Regions from separate parts of the Mus musculus genome. Here region 2 is linked to region 1. The links are chromatin contacts, found by Hi-C or POLR2A ChIA-PET in ENCODE. All regions are on one chromosome and are shown on one strand. The core of a region is the stretch at or near the end of the contact, and the rest is flanking DNA. Distances in the headings are between cores, read along the strand shown.

Region 1 (6,501 bases), core at 3,059-5,558:
CAGCCATTCGGTATTCCTCAGGTGAGAATTCTTTGTTTAGCTCTGAGCCCCATTTTTTAATGGGGTTATTTGATTTTCTGAAGTCCACCTTCTTGAGTTCTTTATATATGTTGGATATTAGTCCCCTATCTGATTTAGGATTGGTAAAGATCCTTTCCCAATCTGTTGGTGGCCTTTTTGTCTTATTGACAGTGTCTTTTGCCTTACAGAAGCTTTGCAATTTTATGAGGTCCCATTTGTCGATTCTCAGTCTTACAGCACAAGCCATTACACCCATGGAAGGAGTTACAGAGACAAAGTTTGGAGCTGAGACGAAAGGATGGACCATCTAGAGACTGCCACACTCAGGGATCCATCCCATAATCAGCCTCCAAATGCTGACACCATTGCATATACTAGCAAGATTTTGCTGAAAGGACCCTGATATAGCTGTCTCTTGTGAGGCTATGCCGGTGCCTGACAAACACAGAAGTGGACGCTCACAGTCAGCTATTGGATGGAACACAGGGCCCCCAATGGAGGAACTAGAGAAAGTACCCAAGGAGCTAAAGGGGTCTGCAACCCTATAGGTGGAACAACAATATGAACTAACCAGTACCTCCGGAGCTCATGTTTCTAGCTGCATATGTAGCAGAAGATGGCCTAGTCAGCCATCATTGGGAAGAGAGGCCCCTTGGTCTTGCAAACTTTATATTCCTCAGAACAGGGGAGTGCCAAGGCCAAGAAGTGGGAGTGGGTGGGTAGGGAAGGGGGGGGAGGGTATGGGGGACTTTGGGATAGCACTTGAAATGTAAATGAAGAAAATACCTAATAAAAAATTAGATGTTAAAAAAAAAGAGTTAGACCCCATAGGTAGCTCCAATGTTTGCGTCTGTTTCCTGTAGGTAATCCTAATTTCTCCCCACAGCCTGGGGCATTTTTTAACTCTATACTGTTAAGTCCTTTGCAAGCTTCCTGCTGTATCCCACCAGGTTGAGATGCTGGTGTTCTCGTAGGCATTTATTTAAAACCAATAAAAGAAAGGGGGCGGCTCAGTGAGCAAGGGTGAGGGCCTGAGTTCAGACCCTCAGAGCCTATGCAAAGCTGGACACGGCCGCGTTCATCTGAAATCCCAGCAGTCCTACAGTGGATGGGAAGCTGAGACAGAGAATCTCTGGAAGCTTAAGGGCCAACAAGCCTGACTTATGCACTGGTGAACAGCAAGAGACCCTGTCTCAAACAACACAGGGGTGAAGCCTGACACTCAAGGTTGTCCTCTGACCTCCATTCATATGCCATGGCACACAAATGCCCACATTTACACATGAACACGCTCTCACACATACACATCACGCATGTACACAGATTTGAAAGAAAGAGAAAGAGAGAAGGAGGGAGGCAGGGAGGGAGAGAGACAGAGACAAAGAAACAGGGGGGGGGTATCTAGAAAGATGGCTCAGGGGTTAAGAGCACTTGCAGGAGACCTGGTTCAGTTCCCAGCACCTGCATCCAGTGACTCACAGTCACCTGTAACTACAGATCTAGGGGATCTAACACACTCTTCTGGCCTCCAAAGACACACGTGCATGTGTCATACACAGAGAGACACACAAATAAACCTTTAAGGCAAATAAATAAAGTAAGCACAATAGGGATTGTACATAATAGTTCACCAGGGTAACTATGGTTAGCTACTCATTTGTGGCACTTGGAGGCTGACCTAGCTTCTGAGCAGAAATATGTCTTTATTACAGAAATACATAACCAGCATTTCTGTGTGTTCAGGAAAATGTATATGACCTTGGGTAAACTATCAAACATCTGTATATCTGGTTTCCTTATCGTAGGAGAACGGAGATTCTCAGATAAATTAATTCATGAACTTATACCTGTTTGCATATAAGCAAGTGTGCACTATGTGCCAGGACCCACACATGAGGAAGAACATGCAGTCTTATCTCCTCTCTGCACCTAGGTCTCCTCACTGAATGGTGTACTTTCTGAGTCCATCTACTTTTCTGTAAATTTCATTTTTCTTCATACCCAATAACTTTCCATTTGTGTAGGTACCCATGTCTTCATCATCTCTCCCTCTGTTGGTGGACATTCAGGTTACCCCACGTCATTGCTATAAACATGGACGTACAGATATCTGTGAAGTAGGATCTGGGGTTTGGGAGCATATGCCCAAGAGTGGATTGGGTCGGTCAGAGTTATTAATTTTTTGTTTGTTTTTTCATGTGAGTGTGTATTGATGAATTAGTGAATAAAGATGCACTTGATAGTGAAAGTGTAACACTCTTAAGTGAAGCCCTATGGCCATTCTAAGTAAGTAAATTTTGCTGATACATCTGTATCTACTTATGTCTAGTCTATATCTATGTGCGCATATCTCTCTTTCGATTATATATATAATTATAATATATAATATTATATATGCATATATATGTATAATCAAGATAGGGAGAGGGAGAGTTTGGGACTGTGCAAGTGTTTGAGTGACTGTATGACTGTATTAATCTAGCTGCTGAGTAATATTGATCTGTAATTTAGTTAGAATATATATGCTTTATTGTTAAAAAAAAAAGCAGGGATGAGTGGATGAGAGATTACTTCCCTCTGGCATTCAGTGGCAAAAACCAGAACCAACATTTGTGGCAATCGGATGTCATACTAGGCAGACATCTGAGATTCAATGGTGCCTACTTCCTGCATCCATGTCCTACTGTGACATATGGGCTGTACCTAATGGCGGCTCTCTGACAAGCAGAGCATGGCAGAGTGATGGGATGCCACTTAATGTCACTTCCACGAGCACATCACAAAAGTCTGTGGTTCTGGGAGATGGCTCAGCTGAGAAAGAGCGTGGCATGCAAACGAGAGGTCAGGATCCAGGTCCCCAGAACACAAAAGCTAGGTGGGCCTGGCTGTTCCCAGCACTCAGCGGGCAGAGGCGGTGATCCTCACAGTAAGCTAGCTAGCTAGACTAGCTGGATTTGACTAGTTCCAGGTCTAATGACTGACCCTGCCTCAATAAATAAAGTGGAGATTCTTCAAGGAAGACATCTGACTTCCATAGCTGAGCGTGCTCACGTGGAGCGCATCACACAGCCATGTCCTTGAAGAGAGAGATCTCTGGAATCTTCTGCAGCCTCAATGAAGCAAGGTGTCATGGCAGAGAGGCAAACAAACAAAACAGAGCAAGCTGCCCAGCCATGACCAGCAGGAAACAAGGCCCTCAGTCCAGCAATCCCCAAGGAGGCGTGCAGGCCTGCCAACAACCCAGGAGGCCTGTGTGCCTTCTCCACACAGCCTTGTAAAGAGGCGTTCTGGCCCTCAGCCACCTTGCCTCCAGCCAGTGAGAGCCCCTGAACAAAGAACGCGGCCAAGCCCTGCCCAGATTCCTGACTCACAGAAACCTAGAGTATAAGTATGCCCTGCTTCTTGGCAGTACCGGTTGGGTTAATTTATTACCAGCGGTAGGTCACAAAAAACAATAGCTCATCGGAGGCTTACATAAATATGGGCAGTGTAGCTATTAGCATTGAGAAATGAAAGCAATGGGTTAAGAGGCAAGGTTTTGGTACCAGCTAGGATGGGTTTCAATCTTGGAGCAGCTTACTATCTATGTGGCCTTGGGCAAGATGATCTATGAACATATGTATCTTTAAAATGCACCTGATTCTCAACTTGTAGTGAGGGCTCAGGGCTACACAGAGAGGTTATGCAATCTGCTTAGTTCAGTGCCTGCCACGCAGTAAGCACCAGGCAGAAGGAAGCCGTCACTAATCATAATTCACTGTAATAGTAACAATTGATTAAGACCTCTCGAATAGAGCAGCTGGTGTCCCCTGCCTGGGAGCTGTCAAGCTGAGCCCTGACGGCCATGTAAAGCAGTGATTAAAAGTGCTGGCTTAGTTGGCAAACCGCTTGGCATATGTGCACTGGGACTTGAGAAGATTCACAACTGTCACATAAAAAAGGGGCACAGTGGCGTGCTCCTTTAACCCCCACAGGGGAAGTTTGAGACAGGAGGGGAGGGTGCAGGTAAGATTCGGAGGATGGCCGATCAGGTAGCCTGGCCAATTAGTGAGCCCTGGGTTCCATAAGAAAAACAGAAAACAATAAGAGAGAGACCTGGTGTTCACCTCTGACTTCCACGTGTGTGTGCACGTGTACACATACTAACACAAAAGTGACCAGAACCCAAGAGGATCATAAACACTTACCCAATCTCAGACTCAGGGGGCGGGTCAGTCAGTGGTGGGGCGTCCATTCTTAGTCAACTTCCGATATTACCTTGCAGCCAGGGGCCGTTTGGGTCATGTCAACCTGCACCTCAGTGGCACCTCCCCTTTTGCCTGGCTCCTAGGGAGGTGTGTCTGGCTCCCTGCCTAGGTGCAGGGCACCCAGCAAGGTAAACACCCAGACAGGAAGTGCCTGTCCCAGGAATGGGGCCAGCTATAGGGAGGCAGGTCTGAAGGTCAGGAATGTTTCCCAGGGAGGCTTTTCCAGGCTATAGTACTCAGGGACAGGTAGGGAGCTTGTGTGCTTATGTGGGGGACACACAGACCTGCACTGAGGTGCCCGGACAGGACCGTGGATGGGAAAGGAAGAAACTGAAGCACTTATGAGGGGGCCTAACACCCAGGAACTTCTGGCTGGCAGGTGAGCAAAATATATGTTTATTTTATCTTATTTTTTAATGAAATGAGATCAAGGAAACCGTAGAAGAGAGGTCACTGCTGGGGAAGTGCAGAGTGTTGCAAGCATTGATTGAGAAGAACTAGGAAAGAGAAGGCAGCCAGACTGTCCATGGGAAGGAGAACTTGGCTACCCTTGCAAGATTCCAGCAGTACCTATGAGGTCCTGGCTATGCCTGTGAGCTCCCAGCCCATCTTGGCTTAGTGATTCTCCCAGCCCAGCGTGTTTCAACATCTGTGAAGCACGAAGCAGGGTGACCCCTCTTTCCAGCTCCTATACCTCCAGCTGTGGAGACTAGGGAGACAATGTACTGCAAAGGACAGGTCAATAACTTACAGGGCCCTGTGCAACAGGAACGTGCAGGGCCTCTTGCCAAAAACCGATAAAGAATCAGAGAGAGGCAGAAGCCTCATGTTAAAGTAACTGCAGAGCCCTCCAAGACCAGGGCACTCACTCCCCATGGTGCTCGCCCTGGTTGTAAATGTATGTGTAGACTGTGAAGTGCTGTGATTTCCGTGTGCTGTTGGCTCAAACCTCAGGGTTAAGGTGTGCTCTAGGGAGGAGACTTCACAGCTATGGAGTAACAGCCCCTGTGTTGCTGCCCCACTGATGTTGCTCCTCCTGCTCAGGGACCATTTCAGGACAAAAGACCCTACCCTCAGAACCCTCCAGATTTGTGTGCTTGGTGGCCAAGAAGCCAGAGTATGTTGTGACTCGGTTGAGAAAACTCAGCTGGATATAGCAATAGAAGGTTCTTATTTCCTGTCTTGACCAATATGTGGGATATTCACGAAGCCATCAGCTGCAGGGAGCTGGACTTGGGATTCCTGTAGTTTTGGCTACTCTGCTATCTCAGCTAGTGACCAATGTCTTGTTGCCTTGAGAGAAATGGCTGTCTTAATGCAGAGAGACATTAAGGCTCTGGTTGGGTCCCCCCACTGTGTTTTCCTTTCCCCTCCCCCTTTCTTCATCTTGGCCCACATTTGATGTTACTTAGTCTCAGAAAGGAGAAGCCAGAGTCTCCTTGGAGACTCCAGCATCCTGGACAATGAAAATGGACAATAGGCCATCTTCCTCAACCACACTCTCAGGCCACTCTTTGAACAACCACAGATTTTCATGGACATGGTCCCCAGGATAGGGAGACACCCAGCCTGTCCTGTTTCCTAACGGTAGCAGCAGTCCCTGTGGCCCCACTGCCAGGGATACCACAGTGAGTTTGAACATTAATGAGAGGTCTTTTAAAGAATGTCCCATGGTGAGCTTCTGTTGGTGAAATAGCTGATGGGTTGACTGTGAGCACTTGTTCCCGCTCTCACTCTAGCTAAGTGTTTCAAGTTCCTAGGGATGAGGGGTTGGGATCTTAATGACTAGAACAGGAAGTTCCTGGGGGAAGCAGAAGCCTCTGTAAAGAATTCTTGGTGAATAGGATTGCTGAAGTAAGGGAAAGGTGGAGAAGTGCTCCTATCCATGGGACTCACAGACTTAGGAAGTAGGCTCTGTACATGCGGACAATGTCATCCCAGGAGATACACCCTTCAGCTGTAGATGCAGCAGGCTGACTGTGTGCCTTTGTCACTTTCACCTCTTTGCCAGGAACCACATGCATTAGTCATGGTGTCTACCATAGACTATAGCTTGAAGTACCCACTATCTAGATCCTTAAAGAGTTCCCAAATGATTTGCTGGTACATTATCTAAGGAGGGTAACTCTGGATAGAGAGTCTCCAGAAGTGGGGATCTCTTTGGATGTAGGAGTATAACTCAGCATTGGGAGAGAGTAGGCTTTCTTAGCCTATTTATCTGGACAACATAAAA
Region 2 (6,298 bases), core at 1,075-3,574, 34 kb before region 1:
CCATATTCAACATTTACTCTAGTCACTAATCTGTCCCAGAGCAGGGATGCTTCACCCATATTCAACATTTGCTCTAGTCACTAAATGCTGTTTCCTCCACAAGTAGCTGATGCAGAACTACCCACAGTTTGTCAACGACTGAAATACCCTGATGTGGTATGTGACTGTATGTATGTGGCACTGTCACCAATGACACCCTGTCGGGGGGGGGGGGGTGTCTCCTAACATGATAATAGTGCTTAAAAAGTTCTTATTTCTGGTGGTGTCATGGATGTTCTGATAGTATAAGCTGGTGTTCCATTCATTTGTCTGGAGCGAGGCTGGTGACAAAAACCCACTGCACAGTAGGCTGTATAAAAGCAGGCTAATACAGTCAGTTACAGAACAACATATTTATTTATTTGGCTTTAGTCTTTCTATATAGCTCAGGCTGGACTCAAACATGAGATCCTTCTGCCTCAGCCAGCCTCCTAAGTGCTGGTATTGTGGTATGGGACAAGAATATTTTGTAATGATAATAAACAGCCATGTTCATTTTTAACGCGTTGTGCTTTTAACCAGTATTTTGTGCTGCTCCCCCTACTTTTAAAAAGGTTTGACTGTACTACGGTGAGCCAGCGTCTTGATGACATCATTTTCTCCTGTTCCTGATTCAATCTTGCATTTTTCTGTCCATGTAACCCTCAGGGCACCAGCAGACATTACACAGCTGCCACAGCAGCAGGCCACACCTTCTAGGTCCATGGAACTTCATTTGCATCATAGGACTGCATCGACTTCTTCCAAGTCAAAGATCAAGGATACTCATGAGGAGGACGGTAGCTGTGGTTGTGAGCTGGGAAGGCTCTCTTCCCATCTGGCCCCTGCGCTCTTTCCTGTCTATCCACTCCCCTTGCTCATTTCTCTCTCCATCCAGTCTTCTCTCTGCTCCTTCTAGCTGCCACATCTCCTCTAAGTTGCCTCAGTTAGGGCACTGCTCCGTTGGACTATCATCTCGCTTCTCAGTTCCATTTGCATTTCTGCTTCTGGACGAGATCCTCAGGGTGGTCTTTACAAGTCCTACACCAGGCTTTGGACCACATCCTTAAGGTGGTCTTTGCAAGTCCTAGCATCAGGCTTCAGCAGACACAGGTTTCCTTCAAGCTTGCAAAGTTCGTTGCAACTGGTCTTAGAGCACTTGGCTGGCTTCCTGGGAACAGGCTTGCCTTGAGGATGGAACGATGGTAGCCTCAGTTCATCCTATCTCTCCTCCGTATCTCTGAAAACTCTATTGCAGCAGTTCAGATCAGACATGGAATCATACACAGGACCAGGGCCAGAGTCTGAAGGCCAGCCTTGTAACATTTGGCCCATCTGAATCACACTGTATCTCAGGAAAGTGGGGAAGACATCTCTGCTGAAGGGTGAGAGGCAGTGAAGCATGGCTGGCCTGGGGGGTTGTTTAGGATAAGATAGAAATCCTGTGTGACTCAGATGATCAGTGCCCGGAGGGCAGTGCCTTGGCCAGCACAGGATTGGGTAGACTCCTGGCACCCAATGGTGCCACAGAATGCTGGCACAGGGTGTAGCCAGCATCACTAAGAATCACCTCTGGTTAACAACCTTGCTTTGAAGGAGGATAGCATCTTACAAGTACACAGCTTACCCGCAGCTTCTACAACCCTAGGTTAGGGCCTGAGCCTTGCAGTTTCCACCGCCAGGGGGCGCCTTGACCTCTGGCCTCCCCAAGCCTGAACAACATTCAGGTGTCAATCAAGACCAGCTCGTCCCTTTTCAAATAAAGCCAGCAACAGGAACAGACTCCATTTCCCAAGAGGACAAAGAACTCATGATGTCTTGATCCGTGCTTCATGGCATAGTTGAAAACGGGAAACCTGGCTGTGACAGAAAACCAGGCAGTGACAAGATATGGGTGGGATCAAGTGGGTAGGAAGAATTGAGTAAGAACTTGAGCCAGTGTCGCCAGGACTCTTAGGGACAGGGCATAATAGTAATGATACAGTAGTAAATGAAAGAGACAAAAGACAAAAAAAACAAAAAAACAAAAACCTCAAGAACCAAAAAACCACACACAAAACCAACCAACCAACCAATAAAACAACAACAACAAACCAATTTGAAATAACCATCCCAGAAGAACGCTCTGAAGACGCTCAGTCTGGTGGCAGATTCCTAATTCATCTTTTTTTTTCCACCCTGGGACTCCATTCCCTGAGTCAAGCCCCAGACCAGAGGGTCAGCCCACCACAGTTGCCAGGCTACTTACTGCACTGTGCCATGCCTGGACCTCCTCCAACCTGTGTTCTGGTCTCCAGCACTTCCCAAGCGTGAATCACGACAGCCTCCCTTGGCAGGGCCCGCGGCCGCGCTTCCTAAACGCCTTTTCTGCCAACAGCTACCCGCTTTCTGTGGTGATTACGTGTCAGCTGCTCCCTGCTTCAGACTTTTTACCTCTTCCTCTATGCTTCCTCAGCCAGCAGCTATCTTCACTGATCTGCCAAAAACCCTCACTGTGGGTTCCAGAATCTTCTCCCCAGCCCCGTCTTCCTCCTATGCCACCCGCCCTACCCTCAGCCGACTTTGAGTTTCCGGGGTTACACCCTGGTTTAAAAAAAAATGTTTCTGAAATGGCTTTCCACTTTTGTGGGACCGGCTGCTGCCTCACCCTGGGCCATAAGCCTTTTCTGACACCTGCTGAATGCTGTCCATCTTCTTTGCCCCACCTCCTGAGCCTCTACAATAAGCCACGCCTCTAGAGCGCTTGCCCCGCTACAGGCTCCTCTTCCCACTTAACCACCACACTGTCACGTTGTGGGCACTTGTCTTAGATCACGCCCCACAACAGAATATCATGGACGGTGACTCCAACAACGCAACAACAGGTATTTATTTCTTGTCATTTAAAGGGTGGGCATCCACAATCAAGGTTCTGACATTGCTGCTTCTGCTGAGGGCTGTCTTCCTGACTGGCAGGCGGCTACCTTCCATACTTTCCTTTGAACCTACCACCTTTCTGACTTCGTTCGACTTTAGTTGCTACTTAAAAGCACCATCTCCAGAGACAGTCACTTTGGGAGTCACCACAATTCACCCCTTAACAATACCTGGACTGTAGCGATAGATTGCCTCTAGGTGCAAGCACTGCACTAACATTTATGTATGAGTTACCTCGTCCGGGCCACACAGATACTCCTCAAGGCAGACATAACCTCCAACTTCACGCCTGAGAAAGTGAGAACCAGAGAGATTAACCAACCTGCAAATTAGCAGCACACCAGAGCTCCTAGCTCATATCTGAGGATCTCAGAATGGGACTGTGTGCTGTAAGCCTTGAATTAGATAATCAGAACTTTACTGCTAGACTCTGCGATTCCTTTACTCAAAGGTTTCATTCTCCCAGAATCCTCTCCTGTCTGCAAACTCCCAAAGCTCCCCATAGCTCAGACTATTATATCCTGTGACTTCAATGACTTAGGAAACCACTACTGTCCCTCTTTGGTATTTCCTTCCCTTACAGGGACCAGACAGGAGTCCCCTTTACTCTATGCCTGAGTCTTGAATCTTTAGCCAGTTCTATTGATGGTAGCTATAATTGTAGAACACAGGCAAGCAAAATTATGGCCTCCAAATCCTGCTCCACTCCTCTGGCCAGTCCCCAGCCTCTGCTCCACCCCCACCTTCTCCCAGTCTTCACTTCTACACACCCAGTCTCCCTCACTCTTAATGTCCACAACCCCATTTGTGTTTCAGATCCTGGACATCCTCAGAGCCCCTTTCTGCCATCTCTGTCTGAAATATTCCAGCCAGACTCCCTGAACTCCAGAGAAACACAAAAAAACAGGCAGCCCCAGCCCTAGAATAACCCATGTTATGTGTCCAAACAATGTGGTAGCCAGGGACTTCTAGGCCTCCGCTGAGCACCAACCTCCTCCGTTCCCTATCTCCTGTATTCATGCTGCTCTACCCAGCTCACTTCCAGATTCATCAGACTTTAAAATTCTTCACCTCACTGCCCACAAAGAAGAGCAGATCTCCCAGACCACCCTCCTCTGCATCTGCCTTTATTCTCACACACTCTGCTCCTCCAAGGTCACCTTACTACCAAGTTGGGACTGGCTCTCAAATCTCTCATGGTCCTGGCTTTTCTCCTCTCCTCCCCACCCACTCATCCCCTTCATCTTGTGAGAGCAAGCGTGATGGTTCCTATCCTTAAAATCCCTCCCTGCCACAGGTTCTCAGCTTCGGCTATAAATATGAAAGGCTTCCAGCCAGACCAGCTCAATAAAAACCTGCAGGGCAGGCCCTGGGCTTCTCCCTGGGGTCAACAGCATACCTTCTTGCCTAGCCATCAACCCATCTCTTAGCTTAGCTGACACTTTGGGTCTAATTGTCCTCACTTGGCGACTGTTACAATGTAATCACTTCCTACCTGTACCTGCCTTACCCTCTCCTATGGTCTGACCAAAAACTTCTCCGCCTACCAGGCCACCTTGTAGCTCTCAACCCACTCTGTCACAGCCTAGCCAGAGACCCTGAAAGCTTCTTCATTCGATAAATCCTCTAGGCTCCCTCAGCGCTGCTTTCCTTTGTGACCAAGGTCTTCTCCATACTCTTGGGTGCTTGAGAGTGCTCCCCCCTTCTGCATTTTCTGTTGTCTAGTCTACACTCTCTGGGGATACCTTCTCTGACTAGAGCCTGCAAATCCAAGTTCCTAGCCAGACCTCATTCTAAGCTCCCACCCACACATCTCCCCAATGCCTGCCTTTGTGGATAATCCTGGAGGCACTTACACCCCACTCATGTGAATTCTCCCATCTACACTCCAAAACCTGTTCTTCCCCGGACACCACCTATCCAGATTTTTGCCACCAAGCTGGCTTCTTCCAAGTCGGAGGGTGACACCCCCCATTCCCACCTCTTCCTGCCACCCACATCCAATGAGCTTTATAATGTCTTAGGATTCACTTACTTCAGGTCCTGCCTCCATCTGTCCTTGTATCACTGCCCCAGGGCTATTTGGAGAGGCTCTTTCCTGGGCCATCTCCCTCACTGCTATCTCTTCCCATGTCTGCTAGGAGTGTCTTGTCTTTCTGATTGGACCCTTGTCTGCTTGGCTCTGTCCTGGGATAAAAGGACAGCTTCCTGCTCATCACACCAAGCTCCTCCTTGCCTCCCTCCCGTTTCCTGGCCTTGCCCTTCTGCTCTCCCACTCCCAAGCTCTCTCTCCATTCCAGGACCAAATCGGAACCCTGCATGCCTCCTCACTCCTGGACTTGGCACCTAGTCTTTGAGAGCCTGCTTCCAGAAACACACCGGGGAACAAACTTTGCACCTCTTAGAGCATGCTGGGACTTCTTGGGGCCTTCTTGTTATGTCCCATGATACTTAACAAAGGGCTAATCCTCCTCAGGCCCTTGTCCCGTTCCTCTGTGGCCAGGCTAGAAAAAGGCAGACTCGGGAACCTGACCTAGCCTCTCGTCAGCCTTTGCAGTCATGAGCAAGAGGCTTCATTCTCCTCTGTCTTCGTCTCTTCCTTGGTAAAGTGGGGTCATGACAGTGGCCACTGGCTGCAGGTTGTTAGGAGGATCAGATCCTGGACCTCCAAGGGCCTGAAAGCGGGCATGAGGCAGTTCTCAGTAGACTCTTCCTCCAGTACAGTGCAAAACATGTTAAGTCTGCAATATGTATGTGACTCGATTCAAGGAAAAGAAGGCCTGAGATGACAGTATATGAGAGTCCGGTTAAAACCACATTCAGAACGTCCCCAAAAGATCTAGAAGAAAGGCAAGTGCTTCTTGTCAGGGAGGAACACGGGACAGGTGGCAACAACTACCAGGGCATCTGACCCAGAGCTTGGGCCTAGGCTCTGACTGCCCCACCCACACCACCCAGAAACCCTGGCCAGATGAATAAAGTCAGGCTGGGTTATTAATACCAGAGCATTTAGGACTCTATGAGTCTGGGATTTTCTATGCTTGTTCACTTTGGATATTTTACCTAGATTATCCCCCACCAGGAAGATAATAGAGACTGTGATTTATGACTTCAACAACGAATGAATGATGGAAGCAATATGTCTAGAAACTTGGGCATTTGAAGGTTTAGGAAGCCGACAATTACATGACAATGTAGTTCTAAATCAGGAGTTGTGAATGTGTTTCAAGAGCTTTTGGAGGTTTATCTTGACTCAATAACACCTTACGAAGGAGTTGGTGATTTATAGAAACAATCCCCAATAAAGACCAAAATGTGTCCCCAAAGATGTTTCCTCCAGTGTTATTTATAGGGACAAGGAGGG

The links. A loop is a pair of places that touch in the nucleus more often than their neighbours do. ChIA-PET counts read pairs that join two places held with the same protein, here RNA polymerase II (POLR2A).
Region 2: POLR2A ChIA-PET joins it to region 1 with 17 read pairs in Patski. The contact joins the enhancer-like site here to the promoter of Neu2 in region 1. A Hi-C loop is called at or near these places in 1 of 37 maps with a recorded cell type or tissue (heart). POLR2A ChIA-PET finds 5 or more read pairs at or near these places in 2 of 5 experiments (Patski and embryonic stem cell).

What each region holds. Positions count from the first base shown.
Region 1 is chr1:87,571,834-87,578,334 of GRCm38, reverse strand. Neu2 (neuraminidase 2) reads right to left here and starts at 4,308. Exons shown (of 4, transcript NM_001160163.1): 1 at 4,209-4,308. It also overlaps a transcript of Ngef not described here.
Region 2 is chr1:87,604,013-87,610,310 of GRCm38, reverse strand. No RefSeq gene overlaps it. Among named protein-coding and RNA genes, the nearest start is that of Inpp5d, 13 kb to the left of the region's middle. Within about 2 kb of position 2,324, at least 2 of the 3 ENCODE cell types and tissues checked have a DNase peak (open chromatin) inside an H3K27ac peak, as active enhancers do.